Regions from separate parts of the Homo sapiens genome. Here all the other regions are linked to region 2. A link is a contact called in ENCODE Hi-C or POLR2A ChIA-PET data. All regions are on one chromosome and are shown on one strand. Each heading gives the region's core, a stretch centred on a gene start or an enhancer-like site at or near the end of the contact. The rest is flanking DNA. Distances are from core to core; before and after follow the strand shown.

Region 1 (4,269 bases), core at 802-3,301, 41 kb after region 2:
AAGCCATGTTCCCAGGCCCATGTTTTACCCCAGCCTCCTGCCCCACATCCTCCCCATAGATCTCACGTAAAGGGCCTGTGCCTTGCAGTGAGGGCTGTTTCATCTACCTGCCTTCCTAATAAACTTTCAGACAGAAGTATGTATGTGTGAGTGTGTGTGTGTGTATGTATGAGTGTGTGTGTGTGTGTGGTGTTAAATGGGGATGTTAATATAGTCAATACTAATTCCTAGATAAGAACATTGTCTTAGTCAAGACTAATTCAATGCTAATACCTAGATAAAAACATTGTCTTCATCTTGGAAGGTGAATACCTGTTCATTAAATGATCATTGCTTTGGAAGAACTTTTAATGGGAAATACTCAGAAAACAATGCCAATGTGGATGGGGAGACAAGCACGACGTCCAATAGACACCATGCATTATAAGCAGAGATAGAGATAAAGATAGGCATTGAACAAAGAGAGAAGGAAATACACCAAAATGCCCAGAGAGGTTTTCTCCAGGTTTGGAGTTACAGGTGATCTTTGCTTTCTTCTTTCCTGTATATTTCTGTGCTGCCCAAGTCTTTTACTGTGAGCAAATGTGACTCTAGTAATGGTGGGGATTAATAATTTTTTAATTTGTTTTTCAAATGTAGAACACTTTTCCCTGTCTCCCAGTGTCATCAAGAAGCCCAGAAGAAAGCTGAGTGACCTGGCCGGGCGCAGTGGCTCACACCTGTAATCCAGGCACTTTGGGAAGCCGAGGCGGGCGGATCATGAGGTCAAGAGATCAAGACCATCCTGGCCAACATGGCAAAACCCTGTGTCTACAAAAAATACAAAAAATTAGTTGGGCGTGGTGGTGCATGCCTGTAGTCCCAGCTACTCAGCAGGCTAAGGCAGGAGAATCGCTTGAACCGGGGAGGCGGAGGTTGCAGTGAGCTGAGATCGTGCCACTGCACTCCAGCCTGGCGACAGAGTAAGACTCTGTCTCAAAAAAAAAAAAAAAAAAAAATCCTGAAAGTTGAGGAGTGACCTCAGTACTAAGGCCCTCAGATCCTCCAACCCCATGGCACAGGCGCTCCCTCCTGTTGTCTAGCACAGTGTCTGGCGAAGGCCATCACCCTTATATGAGGGCAGAAGGTGAGCTAAAGCCCTATGGAAAAGGTGGCTCAGGCATATACAGGCCTGTAGGACCAAGCTCAGAGACAGACCTGTGGCCAGTGGCTCCACAGCTATGCCCCAACCTAAATGTGCCCCCAGAGCTTGCTCCAAAAAGATTCGAGGAGTAGGAGGGGAACAAGGCAAAGGAGATAAAAAGGGGATTACTGGGAAAGTATTAGAACTACCCTGGACCGGGCACGGTGGCTCACGCCTGTAATCCCAACACTTTGGAAGGCCAAGGTGGGCAGATCACTTAAGGCCAGAAGCTTGAGACCAGCCTGGCCAACATGGCAAAACCCCGTCTCTACCAAAAAAAATACAAAAATTAGCCTGGCCTGGTGCCGGGCACCTGTAGTCCCAGCTACTCAGGAGGCTGCAGCGGGAGAATCACTTGAACTCAGGAGGTGAAGGTTGCAGTTAGCCAAGATCGTGCCACTGCACTCCAGCCAGGACAACAGAGGAAGACTCCATCTCAAAAAAGAAAAAGAAAGAGAGAAAGAGAGAAAGAAAGGAAGGAAGGAAGGAAGGAGAGAGAGAAAGAAAGAAGGAAGGAAGGAAGGAGAGAGAGAGCAAGGAAGGAAGAAAGGAAGGTAGGAAGGAAGGGAGAGAGAAAGAGAGAAAGAGAAAGGAGAGGAGAGGGGAGAGGAAGGGAGGGGAGGGGAGGGGAGGGGAGAGGAGAGGAGAGTGCCCTGCTCAGGAGGTAGCAGATTTCCAGGGACCCCTGAGGGTCAGAAGAGAAGGACTGGGAGAAAGCCAAGGAGTTGAGGCAAGGTTCACATCAGCTCAGGGACACCCACGTCCTCCTCTGGCTCTAACCATCCTTCTCATTGACAGATCTTTTTAACTGCCTTTTGTTTCCTCTTATCTCCCTCACCCAGCCACCAGCTTCTACCCCCACCCCCAACTGAATTGCATCACCATCCACTGAGCTCCCAGGGCCTGCAGCTGTTGCTGCCTGGGGTGACAGACACACCCCGATTTTTGAAGGGAATGAGCTTATGAGGTCAGGGAGGAAGGGGGAATTGGGGGCTGGGGAGAAGCAAAGCTTGGAGTAAACTTCCCAGAACTGCAGAGGGTGGCTGAGACCACCCACTCTTCTTACATTGTCACTGTGGTCAGAGCCTTGAGCCACTGTCAAGTGTTGGATTCAGAGTGGGTGGGTGTCCAAGGAGAAGAAACTGGAAACAGCAGGGAGGAAAGGGCAGGCACAAAAGTGTTGTGGGTAATTCCTTCTGGGAGAATTGATAACTTTTGCATTCATCTGGCAGGGCCCTCTGGAAGCAGCAATAAGTTGACATCTGTTCTTTAGCTACTAATGCCAAATAGATTACTTGACAGTAGTTTAATATGCACAACTAGGAACTCTGTGTGTGTGTGTGTGTGTGTGTGTGTGTGTGTGTGTTGGTGGAGGGTGGGTGGGTGGAAAGGGAGCAAGAGGGAAGATCTTTTGAGAGGGTAAGAGGACTATCTGCATTCCTCCAAATTTCTGGAGAAAGAACTCAATAACAAATTCAGAAAAGTATATTAAGTCCTGGGGGATTCTGAGCCAATCTTCCCACAGCTGGATATGTCAACATCTGTCCTTCGGTCCTCCTTGTCCTCAATTTTTTTTTTTTGGAAAATTGACCCCATTTTGATAAGAATGTCTGTGTTTTTGAAAAACATAACCCATCACATATGATCTCCATGGCAATGATATTTTGCTATAGGAGGCAGTAGTAGGATGTGGTGGTAAGAACATGCACCTCAGAACCAGACACCTGGGTAAAAGTCTGACACTGACAGTTACAAGCTGGGTGAGCAGTCTGATCACTTGCCAAGTTGGGTGACACTAGTTCCTCGCTCACACAGTTGTTGTAAGAAATGAATGACAGGTTCAGAGAACACGCAGTAGAATAAAAAAGAAAGAAAGAAAGAAAGAAATGAGTGGGCATATGCACCGTGCTGAAACACAGAGACTGGCACGTAGTCAGTACTGCATAAGGTCAGCACCCTCCGTATGACCCCACCCCAAATCCAGCCACTCCGGGTATGTCGTGATGAACTAAGCATTAGAGCATGGGGCCTAACGATGGCATGGCTGCAGGCCAAATCCTGCCTGCTGCCCACTTAGCCCAAGAGTTAACATTTTTCTAAATTTTTTAATCACTGGGGTACGAAAAGTCAAAAACAAGAATAGCATTTCATGCCACATGAAAAACATATGAAATTCAGACTTCAGTGTTCATAAATGAGTTTTCTGAAGCACAACCACACTCATTTGTTTATGTATCTTCTCTAAGACTGCTTTTCCGCTGCAATGACAGAGCTGAGCAGGTACAACACAGATGTATGACCCACAAAGCCTAGAATATCTACTATCCGGCCTTTTACAAAAAAAGTTTCATCAGCCTTGCATTAGAGGATCAGCAGTCCAATTCCAGCCCTGCTTCCCACCTTCCAAATAGAGATAACACCTTCTCTGTCACTGAAAAACCCTCACCAGCATGCACGCGCGCGCACACACACACACACCACACACACCACTTGGCTTATTCACCGTGATGCTGTTAACACCAGCTGGCCTCCACTTTGGAAAGTGTAAGACCAGATTAGGCTATAAAGCATTACTGTTATTTTCTGAGCAAGCACTTGGGGGTGGTGCAATCCCAGTCAACACTACTGAAACAACTCAATGTGCTCTTTGTTCTCCAAGTCCTTGATCTTTCGTTCTTATTACAACTTCTCAGGGCCTGCTGTGTTCATTTGAACTGGTTCAGCTGGAAAAAATATGAGTTGGGTTTTGTTTATACCTTAATCAGCTGACTAGAAAGGGGTTAGAAAGAAGAGAGTGAGGAAGCATTAAAATGCATACATTATTGAGTGTTTGCTATATGCCAGGCACTCTGGAATTACAGTAATGTATTAATAAGGAAAGGTCCCTGAGAGAGGGAGAGACAAACAAAAAGGCAAGTAGTTATAAAATAATCCAATAATTCCTATACAGAGACATAAACAAAGCGCTGAGGGAACAAAAAATAATTTATTCTACTAGGTTTTGAAGAGGAGCATCAAGAAAAGTCACAGGGGGTGACAGCTTTGGCCTAGGAGGCTTTGAAGAGTGGGGAAAGTTGGTTAGGTGA
Region 2 (4,255 bases), core at 687-3,186:
ACCTCTGTCCAAATTATCAGCAGTCCAGAAAGCCTCTCACCACTCCCACCAGCAGGTTAAGGGCCTTATCAGCATCCCCAGTATAGGAGTCAGATGATAATTCTCAACTGAGCACAACAATGTTGGGCCCCACTCTGAGTCTCCTGACTCACAGGCCCAGTTCCAGGGCTGTCATTCATCCAGCCTCACAATCCCCAGCTCTACTCTTTAAGTTTCCAGCCTTGGGGGGAGTTCCCCTCCAAGAGAAAGGAGGGGCAGGGTGGGTTTTCAAAATCCAAGGCCTGAGCGGTGACTGGCCCAGGGCCTATCTCTAGTCTTTGGGATATGGCTGGGCTCCCATTCTTCCTCCAAATTAGGCTACCTACCAGCATTGCTGGAAGAAGGCATCTCCTAGGCCCATTAAATGCTGTGCCTGGCCTAGTGCCTTTGTGTCCAAAAGGCAGAGCCAAACCATCCCAGGGGTCCAGCTCTCAAGGTATGCAATCAGATGACCAGATATGGCAGAAAACCAAAGGGTGCAGTAGCTGGGCATGTGCCTGGGTGGACTTACATGGGGTGGAGCTAAGGTCTGGGTCCAGTCCTTCCGGGCTGGCTTTAATGCAGCACTTTCAGAATGGAGCTTGCTGTTCAGAAAACAATATTTGTCAGAATAATTTTCTTTCTTTCTTTCTTTTTCCTTCCTTCCCCTTCCCTTCCCACCCCTTCCCTTTTTCTTCCTTCCTTCCCTTCCCTTTTTCTTTCTTCCTTCCTCTTTTCTTTCTTTCTCTTTATTTCTTTCTCTTTCTTTTCTTTTCTTTCTCTATTTCTTTCTTTTCCTTCCTTCCTTCCTTCCTTCCTTCCTTCCTTCCTTCCTTCCTTCCTTCTCTCCCTCCCTCCCTCCTCTCCTTCCTTCTTCCCCTTCTTCTTTCGTTTCTTCCTTCCCTCTCTTTCTGTCTTTCCATTTCTTAATAATAAGTGATGAGGCCGGGCACAGTGGCTCACGCTTGTAATCCCAGCACTTTGGGAGGCTGAGGCAGGCTGATCATGAGGTCAGGAGTTCGAGACCAGCCTGGCCAACACAGTGAAACTCTGTCTCTACTAAAAATATAAAAATTAGCTGGGCATGGTGGCGGCCGCCTGTAATCCCAGCTACTTGGGAGGCTTAGGCAGGGAATCTCTTGAACCTGGGAGGCGGAAGTTGCAGTGAGCCGAGATCGTGCCACTGCACTCCAGCCTGGGAGACAGAGCTAGACACCATCTCAAAATAAATAAATTAATAAATATAAAAAAAATAAGTGATGAATGTTGGACATGGTGGCTCATGCCTGTAATCCCAACACTTTGGGACTACACCGGTAATCCCAGCACTTTGGGCCAATGCAGGTGGATCACCCGAGGTCAGGAGTTCAAGGCCAGCCTGGCCAACATAGTGAAACCCCATCTCTCCTAAAAATACAAAAATTAGCCTGTAATCCCAGCTATTCAGGAGGCTGAGGCAGCAGAATTGCTTGAACCCAGGAGGTGGAGGTTGCAGTGAGCCAAGATCGTGACCACTGTACTTCAGCCTGGGCAACAGAGTGAGACTCCATCTCAAAAATATAATAAAAATAAAAATAATAAGTGATGAAACTTTTGGAAGTTTGGTGACTTGGGCCCAGTGTCTTTATCTCAGAGCTTATATTCACGTGTGACCAGTTAGTTAAATTGTCCAGAAATGCAAAACAGTAATCACAGGGACCCATCCTGAGTCTTCCACGGAGGTTAACTCTGGTCTATGACCCAGACTTCTTCCCTTTTCCCTCAGAATCAGCCACCTTCTTGCCTCATAAAAACAGGGAGGGGTTATCATGCCTCCCTCCCCTCTCACATGACCTTGCAAGGCTTCAGTTACAGTGTCTTACCATGAGCCCACGTGTCACAGCACTAGCAGAGCCAGCCTCACTTAACTGCCTTTTGTTGCCAACATTAACTGCTGGGCTTCCTGGGTGCTTCAAACCAGAAGCCTTCCTGGGGGCTTAACATCAGAAGCATCTCAACACGTAGCACCAGGGCCACAGGCTATGACTGGAACTCTTGTGGTTGTGCCCTGTGGTCATTTTGCCAGTTATGAGTGAACCTCAAACAATCGACAACTGGGGCTCTGTCCCAATAACCTCCCTGATAGCTTGCATGTTTCTCTTAACCTCATGAGTCTGCAGAAGCAGGCTGGCAAGTGTTCAAGAACAGGCCATCTCATGAGGTTTCCTGTACTTCCTGCCACTGCTGTCGCTGCTGCCAGGGGCACACTCCCCCAGAAAAGCCTTTCTCATGATAGGTTAGCATTTCTGCTACCAGTTGTGGCAGAGGCCAGATGTGAAGGGCATGAAAAGGCAAAATAATGAAAAGGAAATATACCCTCCACTTTCTTGTTTTAGAGCTTTTTTTCCTTTGTTTTTGTGGATTTGTTTTGGAGGAAAGGGAATAGAAGAAAGGGGTGATGGTTTGAAAAATTAACATGTAAGCCCGTGTAAAATTTGCAAAGAGGATTCACAGCGGGTTGGAAGAGGAAGAGGTCGTGTCATTGTGGAATTAGCCAAAGGAATGTGCAGCCCTTTCAGTTGTACACTAAAATGGCAGAAGTTTGCACCAGTCAAAACCAACATCCCAGTTCTTTCCCTGCATTCACCTGGGTCCTCTTTCATGAAGTCTCTGTCCAGTTCATTGAGTGGTATTGTCTTATACTCAAGAGGAAATCACCAGGTTCAGCACAGTAGGGAACATTGACAGACTGTGGTCACCACAGCCAGATGTTCCAAACTGTCCTGAAGGGCTGAGAAGCTTGTCATGTTCAATAATGTATCCCAGTGCCCAGAAAAGTGCTTGGTACCAAACTGACACTCAAGAGATTATAAATATCCCTTGATGATTGAATAAATGAATAGAGGTGATTTTGGCTGACATTAACATTAGATTTAGAGAAAAATAGTTATTTTATAGCAAAACAGATATAAATTACTTTATTACCATAGAATAATCTCTGTCCCCTTTCTTTGTTCACTATCTTTATTAATCCATAAGTGAATCTCCCCTGCCCCATCCCCAGTCATATACCCATATGAAGTGCTGACATTTTATTTTTCTGTACTCACTGATGACAGATTTTTTTTAAAAAAGATGGCAGCTTGCACAAGGAGCAGGGTGGTCGACGTTACCTGACAAGGTCCCTGGCCTGTGTATCTTCTCCTCAAAGCCTCAAATGCTCATGCAGCCCAAGGATAGAGGGAACCAGAGAGCTGTGGTCAGCCTGAAGTGACTTTGCCACATCTGAAATGACCCATGAGCTAAGGGCCTATGGAGACTACAACAGTTGTGAGACTCCCACAGCAGTTCCAGATAACTTTTAAAGTTATCTAATCCAACTGCTCAGCCTCCCAAAGTGCTGGGATGACAGGCGCGAGCCACCACACCTGGCCACATCTGTATTCTTTATGCTATATTAAGGTAGCATCATCCTCAGTCCTGCCATGTTGTTACTACTGGTTTTCCTTGTATTGAGCTTTCCCCTAAATGTGCCCACTGGGCTTCTGTGCTTGAGTTCATGGATAGCCAGGACTTGCCATGTCTGCTGGGCCCAGCAAACCTGCAAAAGCATGCCCTCCCACAGCAACATTGCAGTCACCAAACATTGTCCACCAAGTCTCTGGGAAATCCATAACAATGCATTTACATTCTTTTTTTTTTTTTTTGAAATAGAGTTTTGCTCTTGTTGCTCAGGCTGGAGTGCAATGGTGCGATCTCAGCTCATGGCAACCTCTGCCTCCCGGGTTCAAGTGATTCTCCGGCCTCAGCCTCCCAAGTAGCTGGGATTACAGGCGCATGCCACCACGCCCAGCTAATTTTGTATTTTTGGTAGAGACAGGGTTTCTCCATGTTGGTCAGGCTGGTCTCGAACTCCCAACCTCAGGTGATCTGCCCGCCTCAGCCTCCCAAAGTGCTGGGATTACAAGCGTGAGCCACTGCGCCCGGCCACATTTGCATTCTTATATGGAAATTGACTGCTTATTTTGTTACTTAAACTCTAGTATCACTACTGAACTCTTATGTCTGCCCTCTTGTTGGCCATTTTCTGTGTTCTCTCTTTGCTACTGTTAACAGTCTTCATAGAATCTGATTTTGTCCTTTTACCTTGAGATGTGTTCTCATACTTTAAATTCTAGATTTTGACCAGGGCAGGATATATACAAGACAAGCTTAAAACATCTTGTAGTGCCAGAAAGTAAGAAAGTGCTCAAAAACA
Region 3 (4,131 bases), core at 903-3,402, 52 kb before region 2:
ATTTTCTAGTAGCCACATTTTTAAATATTAAAAAAATGAGTGAAATTAATTTAAATATTGTATTTAACCCAGTATATCTAAAGCATTATCATTTCAACATGAAATCAACATAAAAATTATCCATGAAATAACTTAACACTTTCTTTTGGACTAAGCCTTTGCAAACTGATGGGTGTTGTATGCTTACAGCCTGACTTAGTTCCAACTGTCCACATTTCAATTGCTTAATAGCCATGTGGCCAGTAGCTACCAAACCAAACACCATGAGTCTAAATTCATAATCCCAACACTCTTCATAATCTTTGGAGCTCTTCTTGAAAGTCTTTCAGAAGATAGGAACAGAACTGACAAGATAAAGAGCCTATTTTTAGTTATTTGCTTTAGTCCAAGAAAAGAAAAGAAATAAACAATAGATTTCACAACTTCCATCTACAACCAGTAGTCAGCTTAGTTGCTGAAGGTCAGATGAGAAGCAGAGTGATGGAATCCACATCATTACATAACATGTGTCAGGTGTTCACATGCTTTCAGAGGGAAGCTGAACACAATGTGAAGATCAGAAAGCTGTAGATCCCTGACCAGAGGGTTGCTCATGAATCCAGCTCACAAGGAACACCAGCAGAGCTACCATTAACTCCCTCCCAGTCCTTCCTCTCCTTACTGTCACTCTCACCCCTGCCCCAGTTTGAAAGGCAAGGTGCATGAGCCAGGCCTAACCAGTGTAGGACAGACCCCATCCTCCTCACATCCAGAGGGCAGAAAGAAACCTCAAGACCTCCTTTCACCCCCAGCCCCTTGGAGAATCCTCTAACACCAGGAGTTCTCAAACTTTTATGCACAACAGAATCACCTGGAGGACATGTTAAAATTCTGATTCTGTGCCTTATCCCCAAGAGGTCTGAGATGGGGCTGGGGAATGTGCATTTCTAGCAGGTTCCAAGGCTGTTCATGCTGTAGGTCAGAAGATGATCACACATTGAGAACCCAAAGCTCATCCCTAAGTTATCAATATATCACTCAACAGCAAGAACAGATCTAAGAAAAGCACAGTGCCTTTTTCACTCTTGATAAAAATAAATGTGATTTTTAAATAGTTGATGTGTTTGGCTATTTCTCCCTGCCCTCCATTATTTCCTCTAGTCCAGGAAGGAAGGAAGGAATCATAATGGAGAGACAAAGATGAAAGGGAAAAAAGCATGGGGGCAGGGAAGTTAGCGGGAAATAGGGAGATGGACAGAGATAGATCACCAGAGTTCAGGATGGTGGAGAATAAGGCAAGATCTGTGCTCAGGGAGGAAAAGGGCAGCACAGCCACCTCCAGGCCCCTCAGCTGGGCCTGATGCACAGACTGGGGACAAGTTTGCCCATCTTTCTTTTCAATGAAGCCACAAAAACATCTTACACAGAGATTGTTTTCCTCTTTGCTTTTAAGAGAGGAAATCATGGTTGAATGCTATGTGACAATGGGCAGTTGCAAACCACAAGAGGCTTGACACCCCCATTCCAGGCCCCATATAGTGCTTCACTCCCCCTTTGCCTATGTGTGGGCTTTTTTTTATCTCTAACCTTTCAGGGTGCCTGGGTTTTAAAAGGAGAGGCAGTGAGACTTGCTGAGTTGCAAGCAGCTGGGAATTTGGAATGCATCTTTGGAGATACACACTGAGCCTGGCTCAGAACTTCCAAGAAAACTCAGTGGGAGGGGAGGAAAAACAACGCAATGACATGACGCCTTGCAGGGCCCGCCTTGGCCTTACTGAATCGCCCAGAGATTGCATTCCAGCTGCACTGAGGTGACCCAATGTTCCAGTAAACAAGGAGGGGATGGGATGGAAGGACCTCAGATCAGGCTACCCTGAGCTGTTAAAATAGAACACAGGGGGCCCAGCAAGGTGGGGCAAGGGGGCTGTGAGGCCTTTGTGCACATCCTGGATCAGTGAGGCACACCCACGAGGCACACCGGACACACATATACACATATTCACTTCTGGTGGGACTGGGACAAATACCAAAAACCCATGTTCTAGCCTCAGAATGGTCAGAAACTGGTGACCTCTTTAAGATCCTTCCTAGGAATCTCAGAACACAAAGGGTGAAGTAAGGAGACACTGACTTAGGCCAAGCCAGGCCACTGACTAATGGTGCCATGCTCTAAGTAATCCCTTTGCCTTCCAAAAAGACAAACTGAGCCACAGCAGACGAGCACAGTCATTGAGTCCATTTCCCCATTTGATGCCATAGCATGGAATAGTTGACTGATGATGCTATGACTCCTCGGGCTTATCCCGCCCCTCCTCCCTTGCCCCCGCACCCTCCTGTTTTCTCCTCTGTCTCCACTTCCATTTCACCAGCCACCAAATGAGCCTATGTGACAATCAGAGGGGTTTAGTAGAAATATGAGGAAGAGTGCCCTGGCTCAGACAGCGTAGCTATGGAAGTTCCTTCCCTGAGTGTCCATCTGCCTGGGCTAACTTGGGGCTTTGTAGCCCAAAGAGCATATATAGCTTGCCTCTCCCGCATAAATGTGTGAGTGATATCCTATATTCCTCTATATTCTGTATGTCTAGGTGACCCAAGACTTTATCATCCACACTGGGACGGCTCTAAGAATTAAAGGCAGTGCTCTTGAAAACAATTCCAGGACAAAGACATTAACCAGGACATAGGGCTGCCTGCATGACAAGGGGCCCATTTACCATCCTGGACGTCCCTCCCACATTTCTCGGCCCGTCCTGCTTTGCAGATGACATATTTTTACTATGTCTGATTTGTCCTTTCCCTTTACTGGTTTTAGCCTATGTTCCTTCATTTTCTTATATAACAATCACATTCAGGCAGTTACCGCTTCTCTATTTTGAAGTGAAAAAAGGTGAGTTTTGAAAATTCCCTATGTAAAAAGTTGTAAGACCCCTTCATTAAGGCTCTGAGGGGTGTGTTCCAGCAGCCTCCATGAGCTGCTTTTCAATTCCAGAGATTGGCTACCTTCTGAACATTAGTGTCCAGTGGGTATTGTTGGTGTTACTCACCAAATAGTCACATTCCAGTTTCTGGAGAAGCAAAACAGTGTGAAAAATGGTGATCCTTGCTTGAGTACTCAAAGCAGGGAAAAGGCTTTTCTCATGCTATTTCCTTAACACTCGTGGTAACAGGACCTGCTTCCTCTCTGTCTCTCCAAAGTGCTTAAAGTGTCGTGCATGTTTTCCATGTTTACAGCCACCCTACAAGGTTCCAGTCATCCTCATTTTACTGACTGACACTCTAAGTTGAAGCCAGAAAGCGGGGATAGCCAAGTCTTATCCAAACCCAGATCTACCAGGTCCCAAAGCCCATGCTTGTGCTCCATCAGTCTGGGCATCTGCTTTGCAAACCTGGCTTGACCTTGGAATAACCAGGCATGGACCCTTGTTTATTTTTCAGAGTCTCATTTTTTTTTCACCACTGATTGTTCCTTTCCATTACAGCTGGTGATATCATACTCCAGCAAGCGTTATCTAGTAGACACCAAGACTTGAAGCAGCCTCAGAAAAGTACTGGGCATAATAGGGCTTGGGCTAGAAGTCTGGCATTTCTGTAAGTCACCTAGGCTAAAGTCCAGAGAGGCAAGACAAGTCCAGAGAGGCAAGATGGTGGGGGAATGGAGGGTGGTGCACAAAAGTTTTACTAACTTAGGGGATAAGTGGTCTCCATAAGCAAGACTGGATGCCACGCCAAGCTCTCCCAGGCAAAGCTCCTTCCAGGGCAGGACTCCATGTGTGGAAGTAAGTAGCACATTTGCCTATGGTTGGGAGTAAAGTCTAATAAGAGAGACTAGAACAGGGCTTTAATTACCTGTTCTAAGCACCTCTGCTTATCTCAACTGATTTACCTCTGACCACTCTGCCAGGTGACCACTCTGTAAGGTATTTCTCTGGCCTTAAATGACCATCTCTTACAATACCTGCCCTCCATCCTTTCCCCACCTTCCTTACAAATATAAAGTGGTGGACACAGGAGCGTGGACTTAAAAAGTCAGACATTCCTGGGTTTACTTATTAACTGTGTGACTTTGGGTATGCTTCTGAACTTCTCTGAGCCTTGGTCTCCTCCTCTATAAAAAGGAGGATAATAATCAGGCCCTCACAGACTTGTTAGAAT

Evidence for each region. A loop is a pair of places that touch in the nucleus more often than their neighbours do. ChIA-PET counts read pairs that join two places held with the same protein, here RNA polymerase II (POLR2A). Pooled maps may share reads with other maps.
Region 1: a loop to region 2 is called in a map of K562, with 2.9 times the contacts of the local background. The contact joins two enhancer-like sites. A Hi-C loop is called at or near these places in 10 of 168 maps with a recorded cell type or tissue (CD8-positive, alpha-beta T cell, Caco-2, DLD1 and 5 more), 7 of 37 single-sample maps with no recorded cell type and 16 of 50 pooled maps. POLR2A ChIA-PET finds 5 or more read pairs at or near these places in 9 of 52 experiments (GM12878, H1, HepG2 and 5 more).
Region 3: a loop to region 2 is called in a pooled map, with 1.9 times the contacts of the local background. The contact joins two enhancer-like sites. A Hi-C loop is called at or near these places in 1 of 168 maps with a recorded cell type or tissue (K562) and 2 of 50 pooled maps. POLR2A ChIA-PET finds 5 or more read pairs at or near these places in 4 of 52 experiments (CD8-positive, alpha-beta memory T cell, HEK293, K562 and 1 more).

Annotation. Positions count from the first base shown.
Region 1 is chr1:182,298,165-182,302,433 of GRCh38, forward strand. The region is part of intron 2 of LINC01344 (long intergenic non-protein coding RNA 1344); the gene reads right to left. Among named protein-coding and RNA genes, the nearest start is that of LINC01344, 14 kb to the right of the region's middle. RefSeq lists an enhancer at 3,545-4,062. Within about 2 kb of position 2,052, at least 16 of the 41 ENCODE cell types and tissues checked have a DNase peak (open chromatin) inside an H3K27ac peak, as active enhancers do.
Region 2 is chr1:182,257,460-182,261,714 of GRCh38, forward strand. The region is part of intron 2 of LINC01344 (long intergenic non-protein coding RNA 1344); the gene reads right to left. Among named protein-coding and RNA genes, the nearest start is that of LINC01344, 54 kb to the right of the region's middle. Within about 2 kb of position 1,937, at least 23 of the 41 ENCODE cell types and tissues checked have a DNase peak (open chromatin) inside an H3K27ac peak, as active enhancers do.
Region 3 is chr1:182,205,324-182,209,454 of GRCh38, forward strand. All of the region lies in intron 2 of LINC01344 (long intergenic non-protein coding RNA 1344), which reads right to left. Among named protein-coding and RNA genes, the nearest start is that of LINC01344, 110 kb to the right of the region's middle. Within about 2 kb of position 2,153, at least 9 of the 41 ENCODE cell types and tissues checked have a DNase peak (open chromatin) inside an H3K27ac peak, as active enhancers do.